Regions from separate parts of the Mus musculus genome. Here all the other regions are linked to region 1. Evidence: chromatin loops called from intact Hi-C (ENCODE). Cell type or tissue: left cerebral cortex. All regions are shown on one strand. Links, peaks and the distances in the headings refer to the core of each region. The heading gives the core; the rest is flanking DNA.

The links. Peaks named below come from ENCODE experiments on the same cell type or tissue, not always from the same donor. Only the 100,000 strongest peaks of a DNase experiment are listed, where the experiment ranks them.
Region 2: a loop joins it to region 1, with 2.5 times the contacts of the local background. A loop is called at or near these places in 6 of 42 quality-filtered maps.
Region 3: it touches region 1 in a loop (2.1-fold over the local background); 4 of 42 quality-filtered maps call a loop at or near these places.
Region 4: it touches region 1 in a loop (3-fold over the local background); 6 of 42 quality-filtered maps call a loop at or near these places.

Annotation. Positions count from the first base shown.
Region 1 is chr8:45,777,969-45,783,319 of GRCm38, reverse strand. The region is part of intron 12 of Sorbs2 (sorbin and SH3 domain containing 2); the gene reads right to left. All of the region lies in intron 1 of Sorbs2os (sorbin and SH3 domain containing 2, opposite strand), which reads left to right. Among named protein-coding and RNA genes, the nearest start is that of Sorbs2os, 39 kb to the left of the region's middle. In left cerebral cortex, for the core only: a CTCF peak has its summit at 2,530 (motif pointing right); a DNase peak (open chromatin) is centred at 2,531.
Region 2 is chr8:45,357,184-45,362,534 of GRCm38, reverse strand. All of the region lies in intron 1 of Fam149a (family with sequence similarity 149, member A), which reads left to right. Among named protein-coding and RNA genes, the nearest start is that of Fam149a, 22 kb to the left of the region's middle. In left cerebral cortex, for the core only: a CTCF peak has its summit at 3,124; DNase peaks (open chromatin) are centred at 3,232, 3,741 and 4,190; H3K4me3 peaks cover 1,133 bases; H3K27ac peaks cover 526 bases.
Region 3 is chr8:45,625,266-45,630,616 of GRCm38, reverse strand. All of the region lies in intron 1 of Sorbs2 (sorbin and SH3 domain containing 2), which reads right to left. Among named protein-coding and RNA genes, the nearest start is that of Gm51529, 14 kb to the left of the region's middle. In left cerebral cortex, for the core only: no CTCF peak of the experiment used is centred there; DNase peaks (open chromatin) are centred at 1,422, 1,729, 2,453 and 2,898; H3K4me3 peaks cover 2,665 bases; H3K27ac peaks cover 2,594 bases.
Region 4 is chr8:45,436,521-45,441,871 of GRCm38, reverse strand. No RefSeq gene overlaps it. Among named protein-coding and RNA genes, the nearest start is that of Tlr3, 29 kb to the right of the region's middle. In left cerebral cortex, for the core only: a CTCF peak has its summit at 2,486 (motif pointing left); a DNase peak (open chromatin) is centred at 2,504; H3K27ac peaks cover 232 bases.

The DNA of each region.
Region 1 (5,351 bases), core at 506-4,505:
TTAGCCTGATGCATGAACTAGGGAAGTTATCCTGGCCGTGATAATGGGGATGGTAACACATCGGTTTGTGAAGATACGTCCAGTCAAGGCACTAAAGGGCTCTCTTGGACTGCTCATTCTGCTATCCCGGAAGTCCCCGGCAGTGGCAGCAGTGGTCTGCATTGTGCAGACATTGCAGATGGGACAGGCTGGAGCATGGAATGATGGAGATGAGGGTGTCTGGGAGGGAGAGAAGTAGGGTCTAGGAGCAGAAAGAACCCCAGCTGGGACAGGGGTGTGACCTTGCCTTAGCCTCAGAACAAACACTGAGCTCAGCTTCCCCACTGCATGAGAGAAAGGTGAAGAAGGAAGGCGCTCACCCGGGTGGGAGAGAGATCTGGGGCACTCGGACGGGGTGCGGGGACACAGCTCCTGGGCGGAGGGGAAGGGCTACGCAGGCCATCTGTTGAGGGTGACACTGAGAGAGGCTTCCGGCTGGGTTCCCTGGGAACAGGTGTCGGAGTTGGTGGGAGAGGGGGCTGTAAGAGAGAGGGGGTGAGGAAACACTGGTTCGTTAGAACAGGGGCTCTTGATGGAACCTGGAGGGTACCAGCTGATGTCAGTCCTGGAGACTAACATTTCAGGACCGGGCTATGGCCTGGGTGACTGCGGAGAGCAGATTTCTTATGAATGGCCCACCATAGCAAAGATCTGAAGGTCTCAAGTCTCTCTAATAGTGAAGAATATCCCATTTTGTGATTCAGTCTTTCCGTTGACTTGGAGCTAAAGAAGGGTGTGGGTAAATTAGGCTTAGCATAGTGGGTAAGGGAGGGAGGGTATGGGGTGTGACTGACTGGCCTGAGTGGTTTATGAGTGTCAAGTTTAAGACAGAAATGCTTGGGTTGTTAACATAAACAGTTGAGAAAAACAAACACAATTACTTTAGCAATAGAACGTAGACACAGCCTTTCCTTAATGGAGTTAACATTAACCTTTAATGTTTTTGTTTTTTGTTTTTTTTATTATGATACCCACCAGGCTAGATGCTCTCATGGTGGTTGCTTTTCTATAAAATGATGCTCAAGGTACTGAATGTGTCCCTAGCTACTTCTTTGATATATCTGATGTCCCTAATGAAATGTATATAGTTGTGTTATATAATATATTAAGTCAGAAAAAATTCTAAGGAAAGTTACTTGGTTCCCTAAAAGCCATTCATGCCAACCAAGAGAAAAGCCGTGAAGTCCACAGTACCATCTGGGAGGGCTGCTAAACACCCACCCCTTCAATCCCATATTATTCCCCTAGAATTCTTAAGGGGCTCAAGGATTCCTACTGAGTTGCTCTGTAACCCTGTAATGCTGGGGCCGTTGATATTTACCACATTAAAAAAAATAGGCTATTTTGTCATGGGCTTAGTAGTAGTGAAATATTGTACTGTTTCATCATCTATTACATACTATTACATATCATTCATTACATGCTATTACATACCATCACATACTATTATAGTGTTTCACTGACATTACAATGATAGAGTTAATGGTGGTGATTATAAAGACTGCAGAATAACCCTGGGAGTTGCTTGTGACCAATGGTGAGCGAATAACACTTCATAGTGGCATGCTTGTACCCTGGTTGATGACATCCCAAGCGGGTGTCTGGATGGACACATACAGGAATTTATGTGTATGCAAAATGTGACACTGTTGGTTGAGCGCTGCAAGTGGCCTTGTAGCATTTACTATTACTTTTAGTGTTTAGTCTTTGGCTATGAGGTTTTGTTTGTTTGTTTGTTTGTTTTTTCCATCACTAACAGTTGAAGCGGCCATTCAATCAGAACGAGAGCACATGTTCTGCGGAAGCTCTGAGATATTTACCCTAATCTATGTCAAGGTTACTTTTGGTTTCAAAATTAACAGTGAGATCTGTTAAAGAGAACACCTGCCAGTAACCAATTTTCACAGGCTTAAAAGAAACACATGCTTTCCACCGAATTAAAAATTTTGATTCACTAGTTATAGGAATGTTAAGATTTTGTTAGTGATGAAATGTTACTTTTCTCCAATTGTTTAGACAATGCCAGCTGTAGTGTATAATTACTTCATAGGTGCTTTTATCTTTGAACAGTTAACAGCAGAGAGGACTGGTGGCTAACCTTTGTGTAGTTCAGACAGCTATACTATCTCCTTAACAGAAGACAACCCTCAAATTCTTCCAAACTCCATAGTTTCCATTGCTGGATGTTTAGTGTCTATGAATGGTCACTTTTTAAAGTTTTGCTTTCAGCTACTGTTGGGATGACCTACACCCATCTGGAGTGTTTGATTTTGCTGAGGGAAGATAGGAATTTGTCAGAGCAGTGGTTCTCAACCTGTGGGTCTCCTGAGACCAGTGGAAAACACTGATATTTACATTAGGATTCATAGAAGTAGCAAAATTACAGTTATAAATTAGCAACGAAAAAAATTTTATGGTTAGGGGTCACCACATCATGAGGAATTTGAGAACCATTCTTAGAAGGGGAAAGAGTTGCTTCAAAACACATGAACAGAACACTAGGGGGCAGCAAACTTACTAAACAAATAGACAAGCTTTTTAAAGTCAACTTGACTTAAAGGAAATCAATGACAAATCGACAGCCCATATTCTCCTTGGTGGAGATACATTTCTGTAGAATCTGCGGAAAGGAGGAGATAGCTATCATCCTGCTCCAAATTTGAAACTAGCGATTTCAATAAATAGAAAGGATAGAAAGGGCTCTGTGTATTAAAGCTTCAGTCTATAGTCACAGTGAGCAACCTGGTAAAATCTGTGCAAACAGATAGTCGCACAGAAAGTCCCCTAGATAGCAACAGGTCATCCTTAGCAATTCTGCAATGCTGTGAGTTGTACGCATTCGAGCAGAGCCTTTGCTTTATCGGCTGGGCATGCTGGTGCACACTTGAATTGCAGGTACTTAGGAGCTAGCGGGAAGAGGATGGTGAGTTTGAAATCAGCCTGGGCTTATCTCAAAAGAACATAAAACAAACAATATCAAGCAAGATAATCCCCAACAAATAGACACCCCCCAAAAGGCCAGACTCCCCCCAAAAGGAGATGCCAGTAAACTGTCTAGATGAATTCTTTTAGTTATACAATAATTGAATGCATCCCGTAGCAATCCAGAACTATTTCTAAAGGATCCAGAACTACTGCCACAATCAGCGACACATATGCAGACTGTCAGATAACGGAAGCACAGGCGTAGGATCTCTGTCCGCATTCCCTCTCCTCCCTCACACCAGAGAAACTCCTCTTCATGGGAATCCACCAGGGAACAGCTACCTCTCAGTGTAATTCCCGCAATGGCGGGAGAGCAGCTTCCGATGGATGGAATGTCTCTCTCGCTCTGTTTTATTTCTGTCAGTTCACAAACCTAGCAACCTTTCACTCACACAGACCATCCACCTCCAGCGTGAGAAGTGCTTAAGATACACTAACACCAGGGCTCACATGTGATTGCTCTCGAAAGCTCCCTAGACCGCATGGTTTTTAATGTTTCCCCAACGTAAAAGCCTTTTGCTGGGCACACGCTTTCTGGGTTACCCTAAACACACTGGAGGACCTGAGTTTGTTCTCATAAATGCTCATTGGCTTTCAAGCTTCAAGGCATGGGTTGATAGGCTTCTGTTTGTTTTCCCCAGAAAGTACTATTGCATGATGGGATAATTCTTCATGGGTCAAACCATCAGCTATACCTTCCCAGATTTTTATAGCTTTAACTGTGAGTAGTGATTTCTCTTGATGAGCCCATAGTCTCTGGTGGTTTAAATTGCCTTTTCAACTCATCCGGTTGTGTTCCTTTTGGCTATTATTAGATGTAAGCACAGTTACTGTATCAAAGGTAACAATGCCTTAGTGGATTCTTTTTTTAAATTTTATTAAGCATAAAGGCAATTAACATGGCTGATTTACAAGTGTATCCAATTTAGATGATCAGTTATGCCTTTATTAATATTATCCCAGTGAAGTTGCTATGATTGTCATATGGAGTCTGTAAACTGGAAATGTGGTCTAATCGGTGGATCAAATCATTTAACACAAATTTCTGGTGATCACAAGGCCTCTCCTGGATCAGACATTAGGCCCATTTAGTCAGCACTGAAATTTATAATCAAATAAATATTTGATTTGATTATAAATATTTGAATTAAAAATTCAAAGAAATGAATTTCCTTTTTTGTCTCCCTGGTAAAGTGTATAAATAGGTAGATGTGGCTTCAATTGCTAAGGATGAAGGTAATATCCTTCCCTCCCCATCGCCAGGATATGAGGATTTCTGCTTAAACAGAACCGCTCCCTCTTAGACGCTGAGCTAGAGTTATTTGTGAATTCCATCTGTGGGTCTTGATGGAGACCCACTGGGCCTCCTAGATAGACTCAATCTCTGGCCATGTGTTTTATCCATCCACTGCAAAGGTAACATCAGTTCCATTCACTTAGTCACACAAGGAGTTAGTTACTGCATAGGTACCACATGCCAGGCATTGAGTTGGGTATGGAAGATAGAGGATGCTCTGTCAGTCAAGGTTGCCCGCTTTCAGGGAGCCTCACGTGTAGTGAGGAACCCAGAGAGGTGGACAGGTGAGTGGTAAGGATGTCAAAGTGGGAACTGCAGGTATCCAGCAAGAAGGGCTACAAACCCGCTGCTGAGGGTGAACAAGCCCCTAGGCCAAGTGTGCCTCTGATAAAGCTGAGGAGTGGGGAAGAGAAACCTTCCAGGAGAAGGTCTTATGGAGTGCTTCCCCGAAGAAAGAAAAGACCAAAGCCCTGAAAGCCCTTTGTATAGATGGTAGGGGTGAGTGAAGTGACAGAATTTGGGTAGGTTTTATTTGTTGTTGGTTTTTAGTTTTTGTAAATTGGATCAAGGCAGTTAGGTTCTGCTCCAGGGACAGGAAAAAATCAAGAGAAAATGTAGGAGTAGCAGGCTTTTTTTTTTTTTTTTTTAAAGAAAGCAAAACAGATGATTGGATTTGCTAATCTGGGAAGTGAGTGGGCCACGTCAACCGAGACAAAGGACAACTGTGGACCGGAAGAGCCGTGACATTTCTCCTTGTCAATAGGAATGTTAAGTTCATAGAGAGTGAGGGGCATCCGAGAATGTCAGGAAGCTGACAGGGTTGCTGGAGATGGGGGAGAACAGCATAGGACTGCTGAGCGCTTTGTCTATCATTTTCAAAAATTAGAACCGAAGAGAACAAAGGGATGCTCTCAAAATACCTGGGTAAAAAGTCAGAAGACATGCAGTCATAAGGCCTTGAGATTCATGCACCATTATGTCCTCCCGGTTAGCAAACCCACTCTTTCTCCTACAGTCTGAGCCTTCAAGG
Region 2 (5,351 bases), core at 761-4,760, 420 kb after region 1:
GGACGTGGCGCCACCTATTGGATTTTTCTTTGAGCCTTGGGCCACAATATTTTCATATCAGAGTCTTGGCTAAACAGTAATTGGGGAAAAGAAAAAGGAAGATTAGTACAAATATTAAGTATTAGTTTTCGAATTTAACAGTAATTTCATATTTAAGGAGGCTCTATTTTTAACATCTATTATTAAGGTACATTCGTGACAATGAGCCACTCGCCATTGGTCTTACTAGTGACTGAGCTCATCCCCCCGTTTTCACCAGAGGATTAGGTATTAGTCAGTGCTCTTCAGAGAAATAGAACCAACTGGAAGGGGTGTGTGTGTGTGTGAGTGTGTGTGTGTGTGTGTGTGTGCGCGCGCGTGTGTGTGTATATATGTGTGTGTGTCTGTGTGTGTGCATGCGTATGTGTGTGTGTGTGCGTATGTGTGTGTATGTGTGTCTATGTGCGTGTGTGTCTGTGTGTGTCTGTGTGTGTGTGTGTGTGTGAGTAGTTGTGCTTATAAATGAGCATTCATTTGCAAATATGTATTCCCTTGTCTTCTGGGCAGTGGTAGGTGGTCTGGATCCACTAGATAAGAAGATTTCTATCACTTCATTACTTAAGCAGGAAGCATTGTTCTAGATTTTGAAGCTGGAACAAAGATAGGCATGAACTAAATGCCATAGAAATAAATGAAAGTGGAACTGTTGGGGTGCTGAACAGGGCCCTTGGGAAATAGGAGTCAGGACAAGAGCTATGCATAATTGAGCAGTCCTGGCCTAGGTGTGCATTAGATGGTCGTCGTTTCAGCTCAGACCCTGCCCTTTGGGTGTCCAAAGCTCTGAAGGTAAGACTGTCTCCCTAGGCAACACTAGGAGATGGGCTCTGTTCAGGAATGAGATCCGACACAGCATTCATTGATCACAGCTGAAGTCAAAGGTGTGGCTCATAAAGAACTCAGAAAGAGCTGAAGTGTTTTCTTATATCACGTGGTCTTCAAAGATCCTAAAAATCCTATCAGAAGCCTTGACATTCACCAAAGGGCCAACTCACAAATGGTGGTATGGCTTAGAGGGAACACAATGAAATCTGATGAATTTTAAGTAAACGGCAGTGTGCTACAGGGGAGTCGTGTTGGAGGAGTAGTGGAGAGAACCACTGACTTGGACTAAAAGGAAGCAGGACCGCTTACCCAGAGTTCTGGGAGAAACCTGCTGAATAGGTTGCAATAGCACCAGCAAGCACAAAGACTGGAAACAGAGAGTGGGATAAGGGCCGGGAAGATGGCAGAGAGCAGAAGTGAGTATTCATGGGGAACTGTCGGCATGTGCCTGCCTTTGCTGTGTTTGTTAAACAAGAAGGTCAACAAGGTTATCCTATCCCTGCAAGAACCTCCGTTGTTCTCTGTCTGTGTAGAAGGCTGGTGGCTCCTCTCGAAACTGGGGCTTTGAGAGCCAAAGCCATGGTGGTTCTGGAAGCCCCCAAAGGCTCTGCCATCCATTCCATATGCCAATAAAAGGAATGGTAAAAGTAAAGATGAGTAATGTTTTTTTAAAAAATCAGGAAGGAATTTTATTCAGCGCATCCACATTGGGAAGGGAACCCGAGAAAGGAGTCCAAAGACCCCACATTCATCCTCTGGATCCCGACACGAGTTTCAGATTTAAAGAGAAGAAGCTGAGCAAGGCCCAAGACTTTCCCTGTGGTATGTCATTTTAGGGATCCAAAATTTAGGAGAATGGCTTATCTGTGCGTGCCTTCAGCTAAAGTAAAGGTGATCGACAGGAGATGAAAACAAGAGATGTCAGTTTTTACCAATCGGCCCTTGGGCCCAAGTGACGAGGCTGTACTCATCAGCAATAAGAGTTGCGAGCGCCTGTTTGAGCTGTTTGTTCACAGGTATGTGATGCGAAGGGAATGCCCTGTAAGCAGCTGTCCCACCCATGTCTGGACGTGCTGAGAGGGTTAACCTGTGCAGGAGCAGGGACTTGGGACTGCCGTGGATCCAAGATGGCTGCCGACTGGGACGTCTTTCCTGATGAGATGTGCGGTTCACTTCCACGCCTTCAATTTCCATGACCGCTTTAATTATAGTATGTATCAGAAGTGTCACCACCCGGAGTCAGGCCGGGCTTTGATGGAGTGGACAGTGTCTAGTTTCTTGGTGTCCCATGTGACTGTGTTGTTTGGTAGCCATCCTGCTGGAGGAACTATTTGAAGTCTTGAGACTTCACAAAAGGGATGTTCAACTAAAAGCAGGCTTTTAGCCACACATGAGTCACTTCTCGATCTAATTGGGTGCACACCTGCATGAAGTCCTCGTGGATCCTCCAGACCCCATCAGCCACCAGGCAAAAATCTGAGCCACCTCACAAGGAACAGAAAGCAAGTCTTGACAGCATATCTGAATTCTGCAGATTGTGAACATGTGGAAATAAGTTTTCAGTCTTTTAAAAAATATTTTTAAATTAAAATACATATACATTATTTAACCCATCTCTTTCCTCCCCTGACCCTTCTCACTCTCAAATTAAGGCCACATTTATTTTTTTTCAAATTGTTCTTATATATACAGATGTCTATATAAGTGTATGTATATATGTATAAATGTTCCTAATTACATAAATAAAATCTGCTCGGTCCATATAATATTACTTCGATGTATATGATTTTAAGACTGACCATTTGTTAGTGGATAACCATTTGGGGGCTCTACCCTGAGGAAGGCTATTTCTCCCTCTTTCAGCATTTCTTAGTTGCCTGTAGCTCTTTGAGGGTACCAATACTGGGCATGCTAACATGAAAGGGTGGGGGACGATCATGGGGCCTCAACCTTGGTGTTTTTAAGTTTGATTTTTGTGCAGATGGAGGTTGCACTCAGGCCTCCAGAGAAGCAGTTTACCACGGATCTGCGTAGGTCTAGAACTACTGTTTCATTCCAGGAATACGTTTGTGATATATTGATATTTAAAAGTAGATATCTGGGACGGACACCCATGCACACACATTCACACACATACAGACACACATGCATGCACATGCATTTGTACATACACTCATATGCACACACACACACACACACACACACACACACACACACAAATGATTGTGGTAATTCACTTTCGAATCCCCAGGGGTCACTCAAGAGGCTGAAACAACAGGATCTCTATGGTTGGAACTAGCCTTGGCTACATAGTCAGTCCCTGACCAACTTGGGCTACAAGGAGAGAGACCATCTCAAAACACGCAAGGAAACAAACACATGCATTAATAAACCAATGAGTCGATCAGCAAAGACGCTCTGTGGCTTACAGTAAAATGACTGGTTTGTGTGACTTTGAGGATCTGTTTGCAGAAGCAGAGACTACACAGCAAAGGATGCTCTGATCTTGTGTATTATCAGACCTAAAGCTCTGATTAATCTTGCATTTACTAGATCGAGGCCTTGGTTATTTTAAACCTCTCTTTGCCTTCTCACCTGAAACCTTGCATCTCATTGATGCTGGCAGGAAGGATGTGAAATCTTGTACAGTTCTTTGCCTTTCTCTCAGGATTCTAAATGCTATGTTGGAGAAGCTAGGCTGGAAATATCAGGGCTTGAAAAATCAGTATTTTAGAGAGGACTGTGGGGTTGGCTCAGGGAGACCACCAAATCCTCTGGTCTCTGGATATAGAAATCTGATCTGCAGAAGCAGTGGCCAGCTTTTCCGGAGGTCCTGGCCAGAGAGGGCGGGAAGGGGCGGGGAGTGCTAGCCACGATTCTGCCCACTGCAGCCCGGGCCGAGGCAGGAGGCAGGAAGGATGGGAGAATTGAGAGACCTCGCTGTGGCATCCAGCCTCTGTTGGATCTGAGGGTCCGGAGCCGGAAGCCGTGCCCGGAGCCCCGGGATCCGCCGCGCCCATGGGCCCCGCCAGCGCCCCTGGCTCCGTCTCTGCCGGCTCGCTGGTCCCGGACACTCCGCGGGTTCAGCGCTAGCGGGGCTCGGGGCTCAGGGCTGGGCGGGCGCGGAGCTGAGGTCCCGGGGATCCGGGGACATGCTGCAGCCCTTGCCCTGCGTGAGAACGGCGCGGACAACCACCGCACAGTGCTGCCCAGGCCCCGAGGCTCCCGGCCCGGCCTGTGGGACAAGAGCCAGAGCCTGAGGTTGATTGTAATTGGGTAAGTTCACCCCGGCTGGGTGTAACGAGTTCTAGATTATGGCTTGGTTTTGTGAGAAGTGCGTGATTTTTTCCCCCTGCCTGCAAAGGCAAAATACATCTGGTGTGTGCGTTCCTTCCGGCATTCATTCATGAAATTGTAGCATGCTGGCACCAGCAGGCCTTCCCAAGTGACGTCGCTTCTTCACTCAGAGACTCATTACCGCGTACCAGAAGGTACAGTCCCCAGAACTAAGGTAGCTTCTTAGATTTCGAAGGATTATTCCTCTCCCCTTGGGTATGTTGGCTACACAGTTGAAAACCAGATCCCTGCTGGTTTTAACTCAGGGGTAGAGTGCTTGCCTGGCTTGCATGAAGAGGCCCTTGCTCAACTTCCAGCACACAGAAAGAAAACAACACACATACACACACACACACTTGACTATCCTGCATTTTAATCTAAAGACTGTATCTACTTCAAATACTCCTTTCGGACAGAGAAATGGTGTTTTGAAGGGTGTATGGACTGTTACTTGTACCTCCACGGGGCAGTTTGACATCCCCCCCACCCCGGCCAGGTTTGCAGGTTCTCAGAAATCCACCTAAATCAATCAATCAATCAATCAATCAATCAATCAATCAATCAATCAAACCAGACTATGTGGAGTCTCTGGAGGAACTCCTGGAGATCAGTATTGAGCCTAACTCCCACGTGTGTGCGTTATGGCTCCATTTAGCCCACCTCAGGAGAGCCCACATATTGGTTTCAAAGGTGCACACAAGAAAACTGTTCCTAGCTCTAGAATGTAAGCATAAGGAAAGGACTAACATAAAACTGTCAAATGTCTAGGTATTGAGTATCATGAGTTTAACAGACATTGCACAGGGTATAAGTTCTAAAGTACTTACAGGATAGGATATGTCCTGTAAGTTTGCATATTTAGTCCAAGGAGTGGACAGTTCACAGGGGATTAAGATGTTCAAAGTTATGCATGGAACCAGTGTTTGGCTAGAGAACAGAGAAACCGAAGGACTAAACCCTAATAATAACATAGCCCAAGAAGCAAAGGATACTTAGAATGCCATGTCAGCACTCTCCATCTTGTGGTGAGCTGCATCCTATCTGCTCCATGCACTTGGGATCGATGCTTCTAGGACGAGGGGAAGATGGCTGCTGTGTTGTTAGTTTGCAGATGTGTGTGTGTGTTGAGCCACAGGGAAGAGAAGTCCATGGGT
Region 3 (5,351 bases), core at 727-4,726, 150 kb after region 1:
CAAGATGCTGTAGCAGACAGAAAGAGTCGAGTGGGCTGCTAGATGTGGTAAGGACCTGTAGGGGAAGCATCCTTGCTGGGTTCTGGAGGGTCCACCAAAAGTGGCTGCTTGAAGAGCTAAAGGGAAAGCTACAGTAGAGGGTGTTTGTTTCGTCATGTGTTTTGGAAATTATAAGATATTTTAACTTTGCCAAGAGGAGAGTTGGAGATGGCAGAAATTTAACTAAAACTAAGCAAAAACCAGCAAGCAAAGTGTGGAGACATGAGGACTCGCTGAACTTCTCCGTTCTTAAGAGCTGTTGAACTAACAGCTGTTGGTGTGCTGCACAGAATGGGTTTGGAGTGCTGGTCTACCATGACTGACACCTTACAGGGTTAGCAACATGGGGAAATAGAGCTGGAGCCTGTGTGTCTTTCTGTGAGCTCACATGCTCCTGTCCCACAAAAAGATACTACACAGGCAGCAAGGCACACCCCTCAGGTGTTGCTGTAGGTATTCCCACAGCCTGTTCTAAAGGTTACCCCAGGAGAAATTAGAAAAGTATGATTTTCTTGCCTTGGGTGTGTCTGATGATTCCTTTGGCGGTATCATAAAAAAAAAAAAAGAACGGAACAGAAAGGGGCTCTTGTCAGTGTCCATTTTGTTCTCCCTGAATGATCTACATGGCTGAGAGATTTTTTACACAGAATTTGACTTAACAGCATCTGTTCGGTTACTTTGCCTTGAGAGCTAAACTCAGTATAGTCCCATCATTTCAGCCTTTTATCCCATAGAACCTTTTACACCCAGCCAGCGCCATGCCCCCAGGCTTCCTTATCCAGCATGCATTCACGTATCTCTGCATTGAGGATTCTTAGTCTAAATCTTTATATCCTGGATACTGATGACAAAAAGAAAATTATAAAACATCCCCTCCTTATTTATGCTTTATGGCTTGCTACTCTGAGGGTACGCTAACATAGGAAACAGGTGATTTGTGTCCACATATATCAATGGAGACATCACAATTACCGTTATTGGGAGACTCCTTATCCAATCTATATTTAGCCACAAAAGACAGGAAATAATAAATTACTTCTTGGAAAAAGACCTTGATAACTATTTATTTGAAACCTCGTGGCAAACTCCATCTTTTGCTGATAGAGTTGTTATCAGAAGTTTTCAGCCAATAATTTTTTACTATTTTCAACAGCGTTGTGACTAATTCAACATTCCTGGTATACCGGCGGTAGAACTGACTTAGAAAAGGCTGAAATGGTGCTAAGGCAGAATTCACTCATTCCTTGACCCGTTCCTCTCCAGGGTGTTTCATTTGGCTGACCAATTTCAGTCCCCAGTACCAGCTTGTTCCTAAGTGACTATAAAGCACAGCAATGCTCACAGAGGGGCCATCCCCCATTCAATGCAAACTCCGTGTCACTTTCAGCCAGTGGCCAGCCGCTGACATCGCTCCCATTATTAGTGTGTGCATCTGTATGGAAGTATGGAAGTATGTGATATTTTCTCTTTCACCGTCCTATGAAATCTATCTACTTGTGAAGAAAAAGAAGCAAGAAAACAAATTTTCCTGCCACATCTTATAGAGGCACTTGAGTCCAACACCAAGACTTCATCTCTTTTCTTTCCCTACATTCTGAGCTTAGGGAGTACAATGGGGGTGTTGTGCTCTGGGGTAGCCTGGCATGCAGGATATTGGGAGAGGAGGTGTGAGCAACTTGCAATACCTACAGTGTTTGCTCTATAACTGCCGGGGACTAAATCAAACAGCACACCGGGCTATTCCGTCCAGAATAAGCAAGTACAAAATCCACCGGCTGTTATGACCTATATAGGGAACAGAATTCCCTCCTTTAAAGGTGTGCATAGGTGTAAAGATTTAAAACATTTATGAGGATTAAAAACAAATGTTCCCCAGCTTGCCTTCTGCGGGTTTGCTGTGTAGTTCTTTTAACGTGTCAAAGGGCAAGTCACAAAAGAATCCATTGTTCTGGCGGAGAGAAAGGTTATTATTGGCTATCAGGTCTGTCCAGAAAGACAAGCCATGATAGTTTGTTAAAACAGTAAATATTTATTTTAAATCCTAACCCAAAACAGCAGAGCTTTTTTCCCCCTTTATCGTACAATTTCTGGAACCTCAACTCACCGAGTTAACTCTGTATCTGAACCACTAATTTGTGGAAGTAGTGTGTGTGTGTGTGTGTGTGTGTGTGTGTGTGTGTGTGTGTGTTCCTCCTTAATTTCAGATCATAGCAATCAATGTAAAATTTTTTTCAGGTTAACTTTTGCTTCCATTCATTCATTTATTTTTTTATGCTGAGCTTTCAAAAGAGGGGGAAAAGCTTACCTCCGTCAGTCAAGTGGGATGCCCGGAACCCCTTTCTCAGCTGCAGCTTCAGCGTGTAGGAGCAGATGCTCTGTGAGCCAACCAGTCTGTTAACAGGAAGCAGGTGAACACTAGAGCGTCCGCCTGCGTTCCAGCCCAGTGCCCATCCGAGCACACACCTGCTTTCCCAGACCTGCAGCTCATAAGCAACAGCCTGGCACAGAATCTGTGCTGGCAGAGGGCGACCCCTCCCTTTAGAACCCCGAGTTCTCTCAGCTGGGGAGCTGCAGAGATAGCCGTGCAGGGCAGGCTTGCTTTCCCGAGACAAAACCCTTTCCTGCTGCCCGCGAGCGGATACGCAGCATTATCACCCCGCAGTCCCCGTTCTCCAATCAGCTAATTGCAACACCAGTCAACAGCTTGTCGCAGGGCCAGCTTGCGGGCACACGTGGCTGCAATAACTGTGCACTAGCATGCCCATTGTGGCTCTCCAAAGATTTTTCTCTTTTTAAATGCTTCTTCCACAGCTAAGCTCTATGCCACACTGCTTTCCATAAGTAAAATGGCTGGTCCTCTCAGCGCGGCTGCAGAGAGCTCATTGGGTTCCACTGGCTTTTCGTAGCCATAGCAACAGCCAACAGACAGACTTAGCAAGCATGGCTGATCATGTGCAGCACACGACACAGTTTGTTAATTTCTTTCTTTCTTTTTAAATCAAACTCATCATTTTTTCGAAGGAGGGCAGCTTCTGTTACCTTTTTAAATGTTTCACCTAGAGCGCAAGCGCCCTGGGTCTTCACCCCGCCCCACCTGCTTTTCTAGGGAACTTTTGTCTTGTCAGTGTTACACTGTGAGATCAAGGAAGCAAAGCTGTATTCTTCTCTATCCAGGTTAATAATATGCATATCGCCAGAGAGGCACTAATTGGAACCATGGGTGAAACCAGGTTCGACCTTAGAAGGAGCTGGAAGAAGATTGGTAAATGGAGACAGCTGTTTGTTGTTGTTTCTTGCTTGTTTTTATTTTCTGTTTTTTTTTTCTCCTAATGACAATCTTATAGCCAACTTAATTCAAAGAAAGCCCTGTGACTTGTGTGTTATATGTGGTCAAAATAATAAATAGTCTAGTCAGATGAGATAATTTAGTAATTCTGAATGATCCATTTATCTATAGAATGTGTTTAATATTTTTATACATCACATAGTTTAAAGTAGAGCTTTTAAAAGTTCTATTGTAGTTTCCATCGAAAATTCCCTTTAATGCAATTTATACTTTAGTTTTATTTTTTAAAATACTTAAATAAAAAAATCAAATGAAGGATCCCTTGAGAACATAATCATTCCCTTCAAGGCCAGAGCATCTTGATATGCATTCCACTCTCTCTCAAAAGCCTACCTCCTCGGGGACTCTTCCACGGTTAATGTCATTAACAATTTAAATCTCTAGCAGCCCCCCCCCCCCCGCCTTTAAGTATTGTCTCCAGTCATATTCGATTTGATGTATTTTCAAAGCAGTGTCTTACTTAGCTCTGCTTCCAGCAATCTGTTTGAAATGGTGTGTTAACACTTTGGACTTGCAAATAGACCAGTTTTGTTTGCTAGGAGACATTGGTTTATATTTTGTGAGGATTGCATCTTTCCTGCCCAAGCTAACATTCCTGACTTCTGTCGTCATTCCCAGGGTCAATATGACAGGAATTCTGTGGGGGGTAGATTTAGGGAAACCTGTTTCCTCTCCTTGTCCAAGCAGATTCATCTTTGACCCACACAGGATCGGTATGTCCAGTAAGGATTGAGTCGACCCTTCCTGCTTGGCTAGAGTCCCACACTTTAGATGGTCACTGGAGTCATCCTCTGTTAAGTCACCGAGTTTTGCTAGTTCTGAACTAGCCAGGACAATTTCTTAAGAATGTCTGCTCTTCAGTCCCCAAGGTCCACACCTTGAGTGGCATAAAGGCTTCCTGGACTCCTGGATGCTTCTATTTCCTGAAAGGTTCTTTCCTGAGCCCTCATCCAGCACCTTTAACCTCGGATCCCAGCTGCCTCTCTATCCTTCAGAGTCATGCTCAAATAGACCACGCACCAGTGGTACTCTCACACAGAGCTCATCTCTGTGCCCCCACTGTGCAGGGGATGTCTCTGTTGACTGGACATCTCTTGTGCCTTTTCACTCATTAACAGACTTTCTCTGCCACTGCTTGAAGGCCAATCTGGCCCATACATTATTGCCTTCTATACTTGAACGCTGTAGCTTCTCAATACACACATTTTCTTGAATGTAAGATGAGAATCTAACTGTGTTGCCTAGGCTGGACCTCAGCTTCTGAACTCAAGGAATTCTCCTGCTTCAGCTTATTGAATAGCTGTGACTACAGGTATAAGCCACTATGTGTGGCTTCCCTAATATCAAATGATGTCCTACAGTACTGTAAGATTTCATGTGCATTCCTCATTTTATCTCATCTTCAAACATCATACATTTATGGATGCAATCACTTCAGGAAAACCGACATGATTCTAATTAAATGTTGATACTTTATAAAAGTAAAACAAATATTCTAAGGTTATTTTGGATTTTTGTATGACTTTTTTCATGTTATGTCTGAAAACAACTTTATTCTACTTAAATGAATTGCTTAGTTGGGTATGGAAACCGTTAGTCTTTTTCTTTTGGACTACAAAGGGTCTCCTTTCTTTATCATGCACCTCCTACTCCATTACACCATTAACAGTTCTTTCTCTAAAGAGGAGAACCTGAACCCCACCCCCCCCCATGTTTCATAGGACTAGAAAGCTGGTAGGAACTGAAACCAATCCTTTGCCAGTTTGTGACCCCATATTCATCTTTATTGATGGTTAAAGAGTTGTCCCTTGTTAACTAATGGAGAATGGTTCCAGGGCAACCTTCTCTCATCGAGGATAACATAGTCATCAGAGGTTCAAGTCTTTTTGTATAAAACGATGTGTTGCCATACAGATCACATCTAATTCAATGTAAACACTATGCATGTTGTGTCATATTACTTAGA
Region 4 (5,351 bases), core at 749-4,748, 340 kb after region 1:
TGGTCACTGTGCACAGTCAGAGATCCCTAAGCCTCCCATCCTCACAGAGAGGCAGAGCTTTTGTCAGTGACACCAGTCAAGGCCTGCTGAGTTCAGCATCCGGAGTCTCTTTCCACACAACCCGAAATGACTCAGTTTCAGAAGAGCATCGTGCTGACTTCAGCCTTCCTTCTGAGCCCCCCAGGCTTACACTGACCAACACATCAGTCAGTAGTGTGTGCTCCCATCGGACACCTTTGCTGGAAAGACTAGGGGACACAACCTGTATGCAAAGTCAAATCCAACAAAGAGAACCTGAGCAAAGCATCTGAACAGAAAGCCACCACCGTTCCCAAAGACCATGAACACATGACAAAGAGTGCAGAGGAAGTTTCTACTGGATAGGCAAGAAAATAAAAACATCTGAGTACATTTTACCTTATTTGCTGACAGCACCCATATCTGTGGAGATTGCTGTGTGCGTATAATTGCTGTTTTTCATTGTATTTTACCCCACTGACCTTGTTTTAAGTTAGAATGCAGAGCAATGGCTTTCACGATGGCCTTGTTCTGCTTACGTGTCATTGTGCTTTTCTCTCCTTTCCCCATACTCTGGGCTCCTTCCCCTTCCAGAAGGTTCTCTTTCCCTTCTGTTCTCATGTCACCTGTATTCCGTTACTTCCCTCTCTCTTAAGATCGTTTCTCCTGACTCTCTGTGCAGTGAAGGGTGGTCAGCATGGGGACTCACAACTAGTTAAAGTGCAGAGTGTCAGTGAGGTGCTCAGCCAAAAAGGTGACATCTGTATCAACACACACACACACACACACATGCACACACAGAGAGACACACACATGCACACACACACATGCACACACACATCAACACACATATACATACACACACAAACATGCACACACAGAGAGACACACACATGCACACACAGAGAGACACACACATGGACACACACACATCAACACACATATACATACACACATACACACATATACACACATACATACACATATACACACACATACAAACATACATATACACACAAACACACACATACACACACACACATACACATACGCACATGTTCAGGGACCATCACAAGGAGGAGGGGGAGCAACAATTGTAAATCCAGAGGGTGAGAAGAACCAGAATAGAACAGTGTCTTCATGGCACTGCACTGGTGAACCCACAGTGGCCTGCATATGATCAAGTCAGAGTCCCAGCCTGTGAGACCCCTCCTCTATTGAGGAGCTGTGGGCAGGTGCTGGCTTCTGGAGGAGAAAGAGTCACTTTGTCTAAGAGACAACCATGCTCCTGGGAATGGCTGCACACTCATGGATATATGAGACCAGCACAAACTGAGTTATTAACAAAATAAAACAGGAGGGGGTAAGGATTTGGGGAGTATCTGGCAAGAGTTAGGAGGAGGAAAAGAGAGAATATGATGAAAATACATTGTATGGAACTCTCAAAGATTAATTAAATATATCTTAAACTCCCCTATCATACACATAATTTTAATAAACACATTAATTACCATTTTCTTTTTCCCATTCTCCTACCCTCAGAGGTATGACACGTGTAATGATATATAATAATGTTTTAGAAAAATAATATTTCTAGTTTTGCCTTAATTAGTGCTTAAGTACACACATATATTTGTATTGAAATTAACTTGCTAGGAAAATCCTTAACTTTTGCAAGGGCAGTTATTGAGACAGGGCCTCATTAAGTAGCCTAGCTGGTCAGGAACTCACTCTGTAGGCCAGGATGGCTTCTAATTCATAGAGATCCACCTGTCTTTGAATGATAACAAAGTTTCATAAATAATTTATAGCTATACAGTTACTTCTCAAGATCTCAAGTCATGGTGTGTGTGTGTGTGTGTGTGTGTGTGTGTGTTGCTAAAAATCAAACCCAGTGTTTCACCCACACATGCTAAGCATACAGCCTTTCAGTTAGTTATACTACTCAGGCTTTATATTTTCATATATTAAAGTCACACATGCTTGTGTATGCATCCAATTTGACTGGGTCTGGCATGTTGAGAGGAATTCACTACTGGCATTTGATATAAACGATAGGAAAAAGGCAGAGGGGACGCCCTTTGCTTATTCGTTAGTCACTGGAATGTGGAGTAGGGCAACTATCTTCTGTACATATGTCATTGCAGTGCTGAACATCCAAACTAACCTTCTAGCCCTGTAAGTATGCTATTTGTAGTTCAGGTCATTTAACCAGAGGACAATGCTTCAAAGAAAACAACAACAACACACTGATCCGGTTTAGCACTGCAGAGGACCACAGGGAGAAAGAGACAACAAAGGAAACGATAAAGAGGTCGAGAAAAGAGAAAACTTAGTTTCCATTTGTTCTAATTTCTACAAGAGTTATTTAGTCCTCTAGATTTACTTAGCCAGCATCTAAACAGCATCTAAACTCAGGGACGGCTAAAGTGAAAGGGGAAAATGATCTCTCTGCTCCATCTAGTGTTAAGTTTTGAAACAGCAGTTCTCACTTCCTAGTTACCTAATTGGAAACGGAATGAGGAATAGGATCAAGTCAAGCTCCCTCTGTACAACTGTGAAAGCATTGCAAACAATGCATTCCTAGCATCGTGTGCATGTTTTACAAGGTCGTTGAGGCAATCCTTAAGTCTAAGGCACGGCAGCAATTATGATGGGGTCATGCCTTGGAAGCCTGACTCTGGCTTAGATTGGGTCTGCCACAAGCCAGCTTTAACATCATAGTCTGTCTGGAGTTGCATGTGATTATACATCATGTGTGATTCTGGGTGTGAGTGGAGGACAGATGGAAAGAAGGAAGAAAGGAAAATAAAAAGGCAGTCATAAAGGAACCAGAGGATAGAGGCATATTGCATCTGTTAGATCATACTCCCTAGCAACCTGCCCCCCTCTCTCCCTCTCCCTCCCCCTCCCCCTCCCTCTCTCTTCTCTCTCTCTCTCTCTCTCTCTCTCTCTCTCTCTCTCTCTCTCTCTCTCTCTCTCTCTCTCTCCCTCTCTCAAGCCCGATCATGCTTCCTGTAGAGCTCAGGTCTCTACCTCTTCTAAAACTATAACAGAATATTATAAACAAACACTCTTCCTTATCTCAAACAACTCTGATACCCACCCAGAAACTGTCTTTGAGCTATGCCAAGCTAACCACCCTCCCACTTGGTGGAGGATGGGGAATGTGTAACATAGGAATAGGGGACTTTTGCCTCCTTCCATGTTACATACTCTTATAGTCTCTCTCCCCCTGTATGCTTCCTGCATCTTGCTACCCATGGCAACCAACTCCTCCTCTTTCACTTTAAGCTATCTCTGCTGATGTTCTCCTATTGTCTATAATTCCCTTACCACCAAGGTCCCGTCAGTTTGCTGCTGGTGTGATGTACTAACTTCATAATGCTGCCTTACCTCTGGGTAAGGCCAATCATGGCCTACCTGGTTTTAAGGCTATCTCCCCTAATGCAGCTCATTTCTGAAGGGCGATTGTGTCTGCTCCTTTCCTGAATCTGCCACTCCTGTTCCTAACAATCCATATCATTATGTCTATTGAGGGCAAATGGACAGATCTGATAAACTACACTGCCATGAATGCATCTTACTATAAAAAAAAATCTGTTGAAACTTTATTAAACAGGATAGTGACAACGGCAATGGCCACTAGTTGAATATGTGTTGTTTGTCATATGTCCACACATGGTTTTATTTAATCCATGCCATAGTCCTCTCAGGCAGAAATTATCAGCAGCATTCTTCACATATGGAAAATATGAGACTTCAAGACCTTAGTAGCCTTGCACAAGGTCCCATAGTCATTCAATGATAAAACAGCGATGCAGTTCTCCGATTTCCCATTATCAAGCTCCACGGTGCTCTCATGGACCGAATGCCTCTTTCTTCCAGAATGCTTTGGAATCATGGCCAACCATGGCTACATAGCTGGAATCCTTAATCTCCTTTCTGTCATGTTCACTGGAATAGTATTATATATACTAAGGCAACCATGGTGCAGAACATGGGGAGGGATGGGGATGGTTGTTTCAAATGTGGATCCCAGGTCATAAAGTGAAGAAAAAGAAAGTTAACTTTACATAGCATTTTTAGATGTCAGGATGGATTTGCTTCTGTGAAAACACGTCATCACACAGGACCAAATAATGGCAGGCAAAGTGTTGGTTATGGGAGAATCAGATGGTGTCACTATCAAGTGATCGTTTCTATAGACACTCTTCAGAACTCGACAAAGCATCAATTAAGATTTTAATGAATACATATAGAAGAGTGTTGGCCAACATTGTTTTTGTTTGTTTGTTTTTCTTTGTTTCTTTAGGTCTGTAAAACATCCTAGAATTGTTTGATTTGAGGCAAAACTATCTTTTATTGCTAAAGCTGATAATTCTAACACATTAACCCTGTTACATAGCACAATATTGAAATATTTCATTTACTTCATTTACTTCTTCTAACAAAGATTGTATAGTTGATCTTTTCTGTCATAAATTAAGGAGAGAGTCATTAGTAAATAGCACAAAAAAGAAAAGGTTATTTAAGACATACTCTGCTATAGGAGGTATCATTTTTTAGGACTGCAGCCAGATAATAAGTTTGCACATCCTAATTGACAGAAGCTGGTCCCTAGGGATGGACCTTTGAATGCTCAAGACATCCCTGGTTCCAGCCTTTTCTTTCTGCTTCTGTTTGCCATTATCTATTCTATTTATAAAGAGAGCATTGGCATACTAACATATCCTGTATATTAATATTATTAGCATATTAACTTATAAATACATTTAATACAATTAGCACATTTAGCTTATATTAATAAAATAATTTTATTATTAAAATAATAAAAGTATTTTCATATGACTTTCCTCAGTTTCCAAAGTTGCATCTATGAGACAAATTCTCTGAAATGGATTTGCTAAATTAAAAGATATATTATTGGAAATCCCTTATATGCACAAAACTCACTCTGAGTGACATACGCAGGAACTCTAGTGAGCAGGAGATGCAAATAATCAATATGAAAAAAGTGTTCAGCTTCATTCATTTAAAATAGGCAACCAGCGTTATGGTATTTCCCAGTTACCAAGCTATCATGATGTAAGTCTGTTTGAGAATATGGGAACAATAAAAACCACAAGATCACCTCGTTAGATGCTGAGGAAGCATTTGACAAAATCCAACACCTCTTCCTGATAAAAGCCTTGGAAAGATCAGGAATTCAAGGCCCATACCTAAACATAATAAAAGCAATAAACAGCAAACCAGAAGCCAACATCAAACTAAATGGAGAGAAACTCAAAGCAATCCCACTAAAATCAGGGACTAGACAAGGCTGCCCACTT